2 separate regions of the Homo sapiens genome follow, and region 1 is linked to region 2. A link is an interaction called in ENCODE POLR2A ChIA-PET data of the cell type or tissue named here. Cell type or tissue: OCI-LY7. All regions are shown on one strand. Each heading gives the region's core, and the rest is flanking DNA. Links, peaks and the distances in the headings are about the cores only.

Region 1 (5,371 bases), core at 164-5,163, 480 kb before region 2:
CAACTCTAGAATCGGGCAACACTTCATTCTATAAAATGGAATGAGTGTTCAAATGAGCTGAGCAGAGGAGATTGGTTTTACAGCCAGAAAAGGGCTGAGGAAAGCAGAAACAGAAAACAAAAAGATTGGTTGTTTCAAAGTTACTTTCCTTGTAACTTTGAAGGCTAAAGCAGAGGGGACTTCCTTATCCTGCCAGCTAAAACAGGATGGTTTGGAGATCTAGCTATCTCTCACTCTTCTGATTTATCGGAATATCAGATAAACAACTTAGTTTCCACTTGGTGATGTAGAACTTTAGCATGAGTGACTCCATTTTGGTTCTGTTGGGCTTGGTGCAGGAGCCCTGTTCAAACCAATGGCCTCCAATTTTTTTTTTTTTTTGAGACGGAGTCTTGCTCTGTTGCCCAGGCTGGAATGAAGTGTTACTTTCTGAGCTCACTGCAGCCTCCACTTCCTGGATTCAAGCAATTCTCCTGCCTCAGCCTCCCAAGTAGGTGGGACCAGAGGTGTACGCCACCACGGTGGGCTAATTTTTTCTATTTTTTGTAGAGACAGGGTCTCCCCATTGTTGCCCAGACTGGTCTCGAACTCCTGGGCTCCAGTGATCCTTCCGCCTTGTCCTCCAAAGTGCTGGGATTACAGGTGTGGGCCTCTGCACCCGGCCCTGCCTCCTATAAATTTTACTTAACAAACTGTTCCCGCTAATTGCAATGCTCCTCCCATAGTTTTCACAAGCTTGGCTTCATGTCACTAATCTCAACTCAAATGTCACCTTCTCAGGGCACCCCTGACAATCCAATAAAAGACCACCTTGTCACCATCACATCACACCTTTAATCTTCTGAAGAAATTTTTCCCTATTTTTCTTCTTTGTTTTCTTAAGACTCTCTCCCCTGCAGCGCCATCAGCTCAGGGAGCCACTTGATCTTGGTCACTGCTCCATGCCGGAGCCTGGGAAGGAGCCTGGCCCAGGTCGCCGGTTCAATGAATGCGTGCGGAATGAATGAACGACTCTAGTGAAAGAGACTCCAATGACGCAGGCCGGGATTTGCGGAGCACGAGCCCCGCGCCGCGAAGCATTCTGGGGATTGTAGTTTCTCCGTGACGCGGTGACTTGCAGAGCACTGACGCACTCTGCGCCCGGAGGACAGAGCGGCCCGGTCGCCGGCATGGTTTCTCCGTCCTGCTGCAGCCGGCGGGAGGCAGCCAGTCCAGGCGCCCGCTAGCTTCGGCGGCGACCCAGACGGGGAAAGCGGAAGGAATGTCGCGTGGTGGGTCCGGGTCGGCGGTGCAGGGAGCCCCGGGGCGGAATGCGGGGGATGCCAGGACCTCCGGAAGGAGGTGCCGGAGCCCAGGAAGCGTTTTCTTCCCCATTTACCGAGTATAGCTCCTTTCCCCAGACCCGCTCCCGCTGCTCTGAGTAAGCGGTGCTCATCCCGTTTTACCGGTAGCTTAGCTAGCTTGGAGAAGCTAAGTGGTTTGCTAAGTGATCGCCCTCCTAGGAGGTGGCAAAGCCTGTTCTAGAACCCGGGCCTGACTCGAGGTCCGGTGACTGCTCTTTGCAGTCGCAGCAGCAGCCCCATACCTTTGCTTGATCGCAGATTCATCAGGCTGCAGCCGGGTGGCTGGTCGTTAGGCCATGCCCAGGGACCTAGCTCCCAGGCCCCCTCGTCACTGGCCTAGTCTGGCTTGCCACGCTCAGTGCCACAATGCACAGCCCTGGACGGGATGCTGAGTGAGGTCGTAAAGAGAGAGCGTTCCACCCCCTTTAACTCAGGTCTGAAAATAAGGGATAGGTAAGACATAGTGCACTAATACATTATCAGGGCATGTTGAAATCAAAGGAGAGTACCTTTAGTGGAGTGTGATTCTGGTAGCTTTGTTTCTCCTGTAGTTTAATAAATGTGGAAACAGGTTCAGAGACATTAACTTTTCTAGGTTTTCATAATTAGGGGTGGAGTGGGGATTCCAACCTAGGTTTCTCTACCTTCAAAACCTATGTACCTTATATAATACCGGTTGGGGGTTTTTTTCCCCAATTCATTATCCAGATTTATTTTCTTTTTTTTTTTCTGAGAGTCTCGCTGTGTCACCCAGGCTGGTGTGCAGTGGCACAATCTTGGCTCACTGTAACCTCTGCCTCCTGGGTTCAAGCGATTCTCCTGCTTCAGCCTCCCAAGTAGCTGAGATTACAGGTGCGCCCATGCCCAGGTAATTTTTGTATTTTTGGTAGATACTGGGTTTCACCATGTTGGCCAGGCGGGTCTTGAACTCCTGACCTCAGGTGATCCACTCGCCTTGGCCTCCCAAAATCCTGGGATTACAGGCGTGAGCCCTTGCACCCGGCCTCATTACCTTAATTTCTACTTACATAACAGCTGCATGGTGTAGACCAATAGTTCCCAGAGTGTGGGCCCCTGACCAGCAGCATCAGCATCACCTGGGAACATGTTCAAAATGACTTTATCTCTGGGCCTCACCTCAGACCTGAGTCAAACTGGGAGTGGGGCCCAGCAAGCTGAGTTAACAAGCCCCTCAGATGATTCTGATACACACTAATGTTTGAGAACTACTGGTGTCAACCAATGATTCTCAAACCTTAACGTGTATCTAATTCACGTAGGGGGTCATGTTAAAATGCAGTCTGTTTCCAGCCAGCGTGGAAGATGGCAGTGAGCCACTCAGTGAAGGAGTGGATTTTATCTCAGAACAGGCTTGGGGAGAGACCTGAGATTGCGCATTTCTAACCAGTACCCCTCAGCACTTTGGAGTTATCTGGGGAGCTTTCTTTTTTTTTTTTTTTTTTTTTTTTTTGAGATGGAGTCACTCTGCTGCCCAGGCTGGAGTGCAGTGGCACTCCACTTGCAGCTCACTGCAAGCTCTGTCTCCCAGGTTCACGCCATTCTCCTGCCTCAGCCCCCCGAGTAGCTGGGACTACAGGCGCCCGCCACCACGCCTGGCTAATTTTTTTGTATTTTTAGTAGAGATGGGGGTTTCACCATGTTAGCCAGGATGGTCTTGATCTCCTGACCTCATGATCCGCCCGCCTCGGTCTCCCAAAGTGCTGGGATTACAGGCGTGAGCCACCGCGCCCAGCCGGGAGCTTTTACAAAATAGGATACCTGGGCCCACCCCTCTAACCAAACGAATCAGAATCTCTGGGGTGGGGAGGTTGGGTTAAAAACTCACCAGATGATTCTAATGCACACCTGGTGTGAGGTTTGGAGCCAGACGGCTATGGATTTTCTTTTTTTTTTTTTTTGAGACAGAGTCTCTCTGTTACCCAGGCTGGAGTGCAGTGGCGTGATCTTGGCTCACTGCAGCCTCCACCTCCCGGATTCAAGCGATTCTCCTGCCTCAACCTCCGGAGCAGCTGTGATTATAGGTGCTCACCACCATGCCCGACTAATTTTTGTATTTTTAGTAGAGATGGGGTTTCACCATATTGGCCAGGCTGGTCTTGAATTCCTAGCCCCAGTGATCCACCCACCTTGGCCTCCCAAAGTGCTGGGATTACAGCGGGGAGCCACCACGCCCGGCCTGTGGCTACGGATTTGAATTCCAGCAATTCCACTTATTTACTGTGACCTTGGGCAAGTTACCTCTCCTAGCCATATTTTTCTTTTTTTAAAGTTATTGATTTTTTAAAATTAATGTATTATTAGGAATGATACAGACTTTTGTTGTTAGTCCTAATAATTTGTCTTGCATTCTCAATGTAGATAATCATATAATTTATAATTGACCAACAAGGACAGTGATCTTCCTTTATAATTATTGTTTCTCTAAATTCTTTCCCTTCTTTCCGTAATCGTTTTTTGAACATTGCATTGACCATTACCTACATTTTACTGTTGATTAGAAGCCATAAAAGGCATCCTTTTCTTGTCTCTGACCCAATAGAAATGCTCACCATTTTCTTTATTTTTTGAGACAGAGTCTTGCTCTTGTTGCCCAGGCTGGAGTGCAATGGCGCAATCTTGGCTCATTGCAACCTCTGCCTCCTGGGTTCAAGCAATTCTCCTGCCTCACCCTCCCGAGTAGCTGAGATTACAGGCATGTGCCACCACGCTTGGCTAATTTTTTGTATTTTTAGTAGAAACAGGGTTTCACCGTGTTAGCCAGGCTGGTCTCGAACTCCTGACCTCAGGTGATCCACCCGCCTCAGTCTCCCAAAGTGCTGGGATTGTAGTCGTGAGCCACCGCGCCCGGCCAATGCTCACCGTTTTCTTATAGGTTTTTCTTTTTTTTGAGACGGAGTCACTCTGCCGCGATCTTGGCTTACTGCAAGCTCCGCCTCTTAGGTTCACGCTATTCTCCTGCCTCAGCCTCCCGAGTAGCTGGGACTACAGGCGCCCGCTGTCACCACACTCGGCTAATTTTTTTTGCATTTTTAGTAGAGACGGGGTTTCACCATGTTAGCCAGGATGGTCTCAATCTCCTGACCTCGTGATCTGCCTGCCTCAGCCTCTCGAAGTGCTGGGATTACAGGCGTGAGCCACCATGCCCAGCCTTCTTGTAGGTTTTTTTAAAAAATCAGAGTTGGGGTCTTGCTATGTTGCCCAAGCAGGTCAGCAGAGCTCTTGGGCTCAAGTGAAGCTCCTACCTCAGTCTCCTGAGTAGCTAGTACCACAGGTGTATCCCACCGCGCCTGGCCATCCTAGCCATATTTTTCTCATTCATAAAATGAGCATAAGTAATCCTTGGCTTGCAAGTTGGTGTGAGGATTCTATGAGACATGTGCGGGAAGCATCTGTGTCCACAGATACAAAAATTGCAGAGGTGGTCTGTGCTGGGAATTTTGTTTGAGAACCTGGTGGAGGTGAGTTGGCAACTGTACCCCCTACCCTGCTATAGCTGCCATCTGTGTGCTCCTGTCCACAGCAAGCAGGCAGCTGGTGTGGAAGAATGGCGGTGAGCCATTCAGTGAAGGAGCGGACCATCTCTGAGAACAGCCTGATCATCCTACTGCAGGGCCTCCAGGGCCGGGTAACCACTGTGGACCTGCGGGATGAGAGCGTGGCCCACGGACGCATAGACAATGTCGATGCTTTCATGAACATCCGCCTGGCCAAAGTCACCTACACGGACCGTTGGGGGCATCAGGTCAAGCTGGATGACCTCTTTGTGACAGGCCGCAATGTCCGCTACGTCCACATCCCAGATGACGTGAACATCACCTCGACCATTGAGCAGCAGCTGCAGATTATCCATCGGGTGCGAAACTTTGGTGGCAAGGGCCAAGGCCGGTGGGAATTTCCCCCAAAAAACTGTAAGTGAGGCCCTCAGCAAGCCCTGGCCCCAACTCGGAGTCCTCCAGTGATCTCCGGAGCTAGTTCCCTGCCCTCACACCCTGTCTGGTACCCGAGAA
Region 2 (5,368 bases), core at 1-5,000:
GGCTTATCCCTGGAGGCCAGTGTAGCACCTCGATCCCTAATGGATCAGGTTGGACTGGATAAACAATCAAAGAACAGTGCTCTCCTTTCCCACCTTTTATTCAAATTCTCTCCATTCTCTTCTCATCACTCTTTTTCCTTTATGTCCATCCCCTAACACTCAAACCCAGGATACCCAAATAGCTCAACCCTAAGACAATCTCAGAAAAGCCAGGCCCCAGGTAAAGAGAAAAAGAACCAGATTTAGAAAAAGCAATGAGAGAAACCAGCTCCAAGGAGTGGACAGGTGTGGAAAATGCCAGAAACCCTCCTGACTTCACACAAGTTGGGCAGGTCAGTTGCTCTTCTCTAGTATAAGCTTGAGGGCAGTCCAGCCCAGGTGGACATCTCTGGGCTTGGGGAACAGGTTCTTGGTCTTCTGCAGTCAAGGAGCTAAGCCTGACCCTGCCAGCTAACAGTGGGATCATTGCAGCCATGCAGAGATTTCATCATCACATAGGCAGACAGGCAGGCAGGCAGGCAGGCAGGCAGGCAGGCCGGCCAGCAAGCAAGCAGAGTGAATAGAAGAAAAGGGAAAGGAAGCCAGGCAAAGAGAGAAGAGGAAAAGGAAGGCAAAACAGTGGTACAAAGGGAACAAGAGACCCAACTAAGAGGATGAGGCTGGGGGTCCCCCAAGCACTTCCTTGAAGCTTGGGTAAGAAGCACCACTTAAACCAAATCCACATGAGCCAAAGCTTGCTGCCAACACCACTTCTCCATCTGCATGCACCACCTTTCAAACAGGAATAATCTCAAGGTCGGGGTATTTTTCAAGTCTCAAAAATTATCTTTTTACAAAAAAATCAGAGTAAGAACTCATTTCTTGTCATTGCCCAAAGCTGATTCTCTTGCTTTTTATTTCTTGAATGGCATAAGCCACGTCAAAGGGCTAAAAATGCATTTCAAGCCCCAGCTGAAAACCAACTGGAGAGAGTGAGGCAAAGAGAGAAAAGGAGAGAACACAAACTTGTTGCTGGGAGTAGAGGCTGCCACCTGCTCCCTATGGACATTTGCAAATGCTGGTGAATGACTGGACCCTCCAGGAATAGTGCCCTGATCCTAGCCCCAAAATGTATCCAAGTGGAGAACATGCAGAGCCCACTGTCCCAGGAGAACTCCCCTCCCCAAAGGGTGACAGAACACGAAGTAGACTGTATATGAAGGCAATGGACAGGGCAGATGGAGTGTTAGCATCACTCTCTTTAGGCACTTGTGTAAGGAATGTAGGCTCTCCAGTGAGCTGCCTCCTCCCAGAGCCCTCCATTCTGTTCTTCAGCTGGGCTTGTGCCTATAGGGCACCCCATGCTGTAGCCAGCAGGAAAAAAGTAAAGGAGGAGTTACTCAACAGTCCTGATGCTTTCTCCATAATGAATGTTTGTGCTACGTTTTGTGAGTTGCTGAACAATGTAGCCAACCAGAACAGAACCTGGGATAGATTGTTTTGCATAGCAAATCCGGGTCATACAAGGGCAGCTAAGGGGAGGAAATGGTAGTTCTAACTCTACAGGCCAGGATTTAGACCCTTCTTCCTCCAGCTGGCCTCCAAGCCTGGGCTAGGTCTAAAGTAATCATGGCTTCATCACCAGATCAGGATAGATCCAAGCCCAGGCTCCTCAAAGAGGAAATTCCACACTGAAGTTGCAACTCCCCATCCCAAGCAGTGGGGCAGGAAAAAAATGAACAGTCAAGGAAAAAGGGCAGGGGGGATGCTTGCTTCAAGGCCAACAGAGACCAAGCTAGAACCACCACCTTCTCCAGTCCTGCAAGACAGCCAAACCCCATGTCTCAAGACAAAAAAAAAAAAAAAAAAAAGTCCATGCCACCCACCCACATGCCCTAGTGGGAAACCAGGAAAAATTCATTTTTGTAAACAGAAGCAATAGGGAGCAGCAAAATTCCCCAGCCTGTCCACAGGACACACTGCAATCTAGGATGAGCCAAAGGGTCAGAGGACAGTCCAGGGGAAGGAAAAAGATGCACTTGCAAGAAAGAGTGCAGGACAGTGCAGAGGAGGGAGGCTATAGCAAGAAAAAGGTATTATCTGCACAGAGGAAGGATGGAGCCTGGACCCCATCTTGGGGCGATAACCACCCCCTCCCTACCTAGCCAGGTCAGAGAACAAATCAGGTACACAGTTCATTCTGATGGCTCAATGTTTCTGGGATATAAACTCATCAGGCATGGGAAGGATTTCCAAATTTTGGCAATACACTCAAGTTATGGTATAAAAATAACATTTTGTTTTCTCTCTTTTTTCTCATTTTAGACCTAAGAGTTTTTTGTTATAAGACACCCCAGTTAAGAAATATTGAAACATAAGAGACTTGACCATCAAGGGAGAAAAGAAGCCAAGAGTGAAAAATGCTATGAAAGTAACTCCAGACCTGGGCGGGGCGGGAGGTAGGAGGAATAAGGAGAAAAGGAGGCATAAGTGGAAAGGCCAGGGGCCTGTCATCTCAGCAGCTCCGAGACTTGTCATGTTTGAAAGTGCAAATGTCAATGGATTTTAACCATCTTGAGGTTGTGATCTTTTAAAAAGCTCAATGAATGAGGAAGTCAATTCCTTCAAATGCAAAATAGCTGGCTTTCTGGCTGGAGGTTTGTTGGGTCTGGGGTATTTCTTCCCCATCTACCTCCTCTCCCACCCCCACCCCATTCCCCAAAGAAAGGTACAAAAGGTTGCAGTTCTGCAGCATTACCGTTACAGGGAAGGCACTGGTTACCCACCAGCGGGCGGAAGGAAGACAGGGTCGTGTCACTTCAAAGCTAAGTGCCATAGTGCCTTAAGTATTACTAGGGGCTGGATGTCTGTCAGGGAGGAGAAGTAAGGTGGGGCAGAAAATGTGGACAGAGAGGAATAAGGGTAAGGTGGGGGGTGGCAGCTGGGGGAGGAGCAACCAAAACCATTAAAAAATCTTCCTACAAACTGGATTCTGAACCCATTAAAACATCTAGTATCCTAAAATATTGATCTGGGTCTGGTTTCATTTTTCTTCTTAAACAAATCTAGTCCTTTTCTGATTAAGGCTCCTAAAAAATCCTTCCCTCCTCCCACCCACTTTCTCAAGCCCCTCACTTTCCCATCTAAAGTATCAAACCCAAACCTAACCAGCTTTTGTCTGCAGGGCTACAGAGTTGACCTTACCAAGCTGTCAAGCATGAGTCTTTAGCACTGTGAGTCACATGAGACACCTGTGTGTATGGTGGGCACCAGTGCTGCCCCTTTTGGTCCAGTGGGGTCAGGGCCAGATGTGACAAGATGGGGTGAGGGGTGGGGGACATGAGGTTGATATCAGAGATTTCTGGCTGGTGGTCTGTCTTGCTGGCCCTGTTCCCCACTCTTACACCACCTCTATAGAAGGAAACAAGGCATCCTACACTCCTCCCTACCCCACCTCCCTCCTCCTTGCTTCCTCTGGATTTGGGTGGCACAGCTCCTGGGGCTTGGAAAGCTTTCTTCTATCCAGTGAGGTAACAGCGTTCTGCCTTCAAGCGAAGTACATGGTGCGCAGAGTATCCTGGTGAACCTGCACGGCTTTGGCCAGGGCCTGGGGGTCCCGCCCATTGCTCTGCCCCGATATGTGGCTCCCCTCTCCACTGAAAAGGAAAAAATGAAAGAAGTCCTTCCTGGTGAACTGAGAGCTGCTGCTAATTCCCTCGCCCAGCCCTGGGATGCCAATTCCCATACCAACTTAAGAGAGAAACCCAACCCAGGATTGGGCAGACGAGCCCAATGACACCAAATTGGACAGCACTCATTTCCTTCTACCCAAGGAAAGTTAAGAAGATCTGGCACAATAGGCTGAAGCAAAAAGGAGGCCAACCTGATCCCAGGCCTCACCTGTCATGCTCCTTGTCCACCAGGTGGTATCGTGCCCGGAAAGCCACCAGGCGGGCATAGTAGGCAGGTGCTGGGATAGAGACAGAGCGTGTGCATCGTACGTAAGTGTGGCACAGCTGGTACGTCAGGATCTGGAGCTCATCTGCTGTGAAACGGTTGTCATCCCAAAGAACATAGTAATGGGATGGTCGGCTGGTGCCCTGGGAAGATAGGAAGGTGAGGGGTCCCAGGCTGGGCAGAGAAGATGGCTGATAATAGGGGAACAGGATCACTGTTAAGAATATGGCTGGGTAGATAATTCACCCATGAACAGGCAGATGCAAAACTACCAATGTCATAAAGCACTCTTCTTATAAGCAACCTGCAAGTGTACTCAGGGCTTATTACGACAGCAGTCCTGGCCGGGCACAGTGGCTCATGCCTGTAATCCCAGCACTTTGGGAGGCCAAGGTGGGTGGATCACTTGAGGTCAGGAGTTCAAGAACAGCAGGGCCAAAATGGTGAAACCCTGTCTCTACTAAAAATACAAAAATTAGCTGGGCATGGTGGCGCATGCTTGTAATCCCAGCTACTTGGGAGGCTGAGGCGGGAAGGCAGGAAGACTGCTTAAACCCAGAAGGTGGAGGTTGCAGTTAGCTGAAATTGTGCCACTGCACTCCAGCCTGGGGGACAGAGTGAGACTCCGCCTCAAAACAAAACAAAACAGAACAAACAGAAAAGAGAGCAATCCTAATTTGGATGTCATTCAGTGATGACTGATACATTCTAGAGGCAATATGAATGAACAACTCATCTTTGACCCATTGGAACCACAAGATAAAGCCCAGCTACCTGGATGCCTGCGTGGCTGCACAGATAGAAGTCAAACTCAAATGGGTGGGTGATGTTGGTGTCCACTGTGGTCCCAGCTGGGATGTTACCACTCTTCCCAATCTGTATAGAGACAAACACAACCAAGATCCCAAGACCTGCCTGGCCCTAACCAGGACCCTGGCTCAATTCTACTCTGATTTCACCAAAATCCCAAGAACAAAGCCAAAGTTGCTATTCCCTGAGGGTACTGAATCTTAAAATAATATGCTTCTAAAGTCACACAGACCTGTGTTCAAGTCCTATTAGCTGTGTGATCTTAGCAAGTCGTTTAACCTTTCTGAGGTTAAATTGGAGATAATAATAATACGTACCTCACAGGGTTGCTGTGAGGAAGACGCCTTGTACAGTATCTGGCACATAGGAGGAGTTCAATAAATGGTAGTTCCCTTCCCCTTCTCTAGGAGCTGGTCTATATATGGGGTCTAGGCCAGGGAGCTAGGAGGAGGGAAAGGAAGTATAAGGGAAGGACGGGAGGAGGTGGACACTAGTGAAGGCGGTGGCAGAGGAAGGACCACAAGAGCTAGGAGGAGGGAAGGGGCCAGGGAGGATAGATAGGACAAGGACTAAATCCCCAGCCTTTATCTCAAGGGCTTCTTCTCTATTAAGATAAGGGAGA

Evidence for each region. Peaks named below come from ENCODE experiments on the same cell type or tissue, not always from the same donor. Only the 100,000 strongest peaks of a DNase experiment are listed, where the experiment ranks them.
Region 1: POLR2A ChIA-PET joins it to region 2 with 8 read pairs; 3 of 35 experiments call an interaction of 5 or more read pairs at or near these places.

Annotation. Positions count from the first base shown.
Region 1 is chr1:36,393,667-36,399,037 of GRCh38, reverse strand. LSM10 (LSM10, U7 small nuclear RNA associated) reads left to right here and starts at 1,130. Exons shown (of 2, transcript NM_032881.3): 1 at 1,130-1,271; 2 at 4,885-5,371. The coding sequence starts at 4,909. The coding sequence ends at 5,280. RefSeq lists enhancers at 561-1,272, 1,273-1,985. In OCI-LY7, for the core only: no CTCF peak of the experiment used is centred there; DNase peaks (open chromatin) are centred at 1,077, 1,597 and 2,480; H3K4me3 peaks cover 3,113 bases; H3K27ac peaks cover 3,176 bases.
Region 2 is chr1:35,917,766-35,923,133 of GRCh38, reverse strand. AGO1 (argonaute RISC component 1) reads right to left here. Exons shown (of 19, transcript NM_012199.5): 17 at 4,711-4,812; 18 at 3,880-4,079; 19 at 1-3,635. The coding sequence ends at 3,527. Among named protein-coding and RNA genes, the nearest start is that of AGO3, 11 kb to the left of the region's middle. In OCI-LY7, for the core only: no CTCF peak of the experiment used is centred there; no DNase peak of the experiment used is centred there.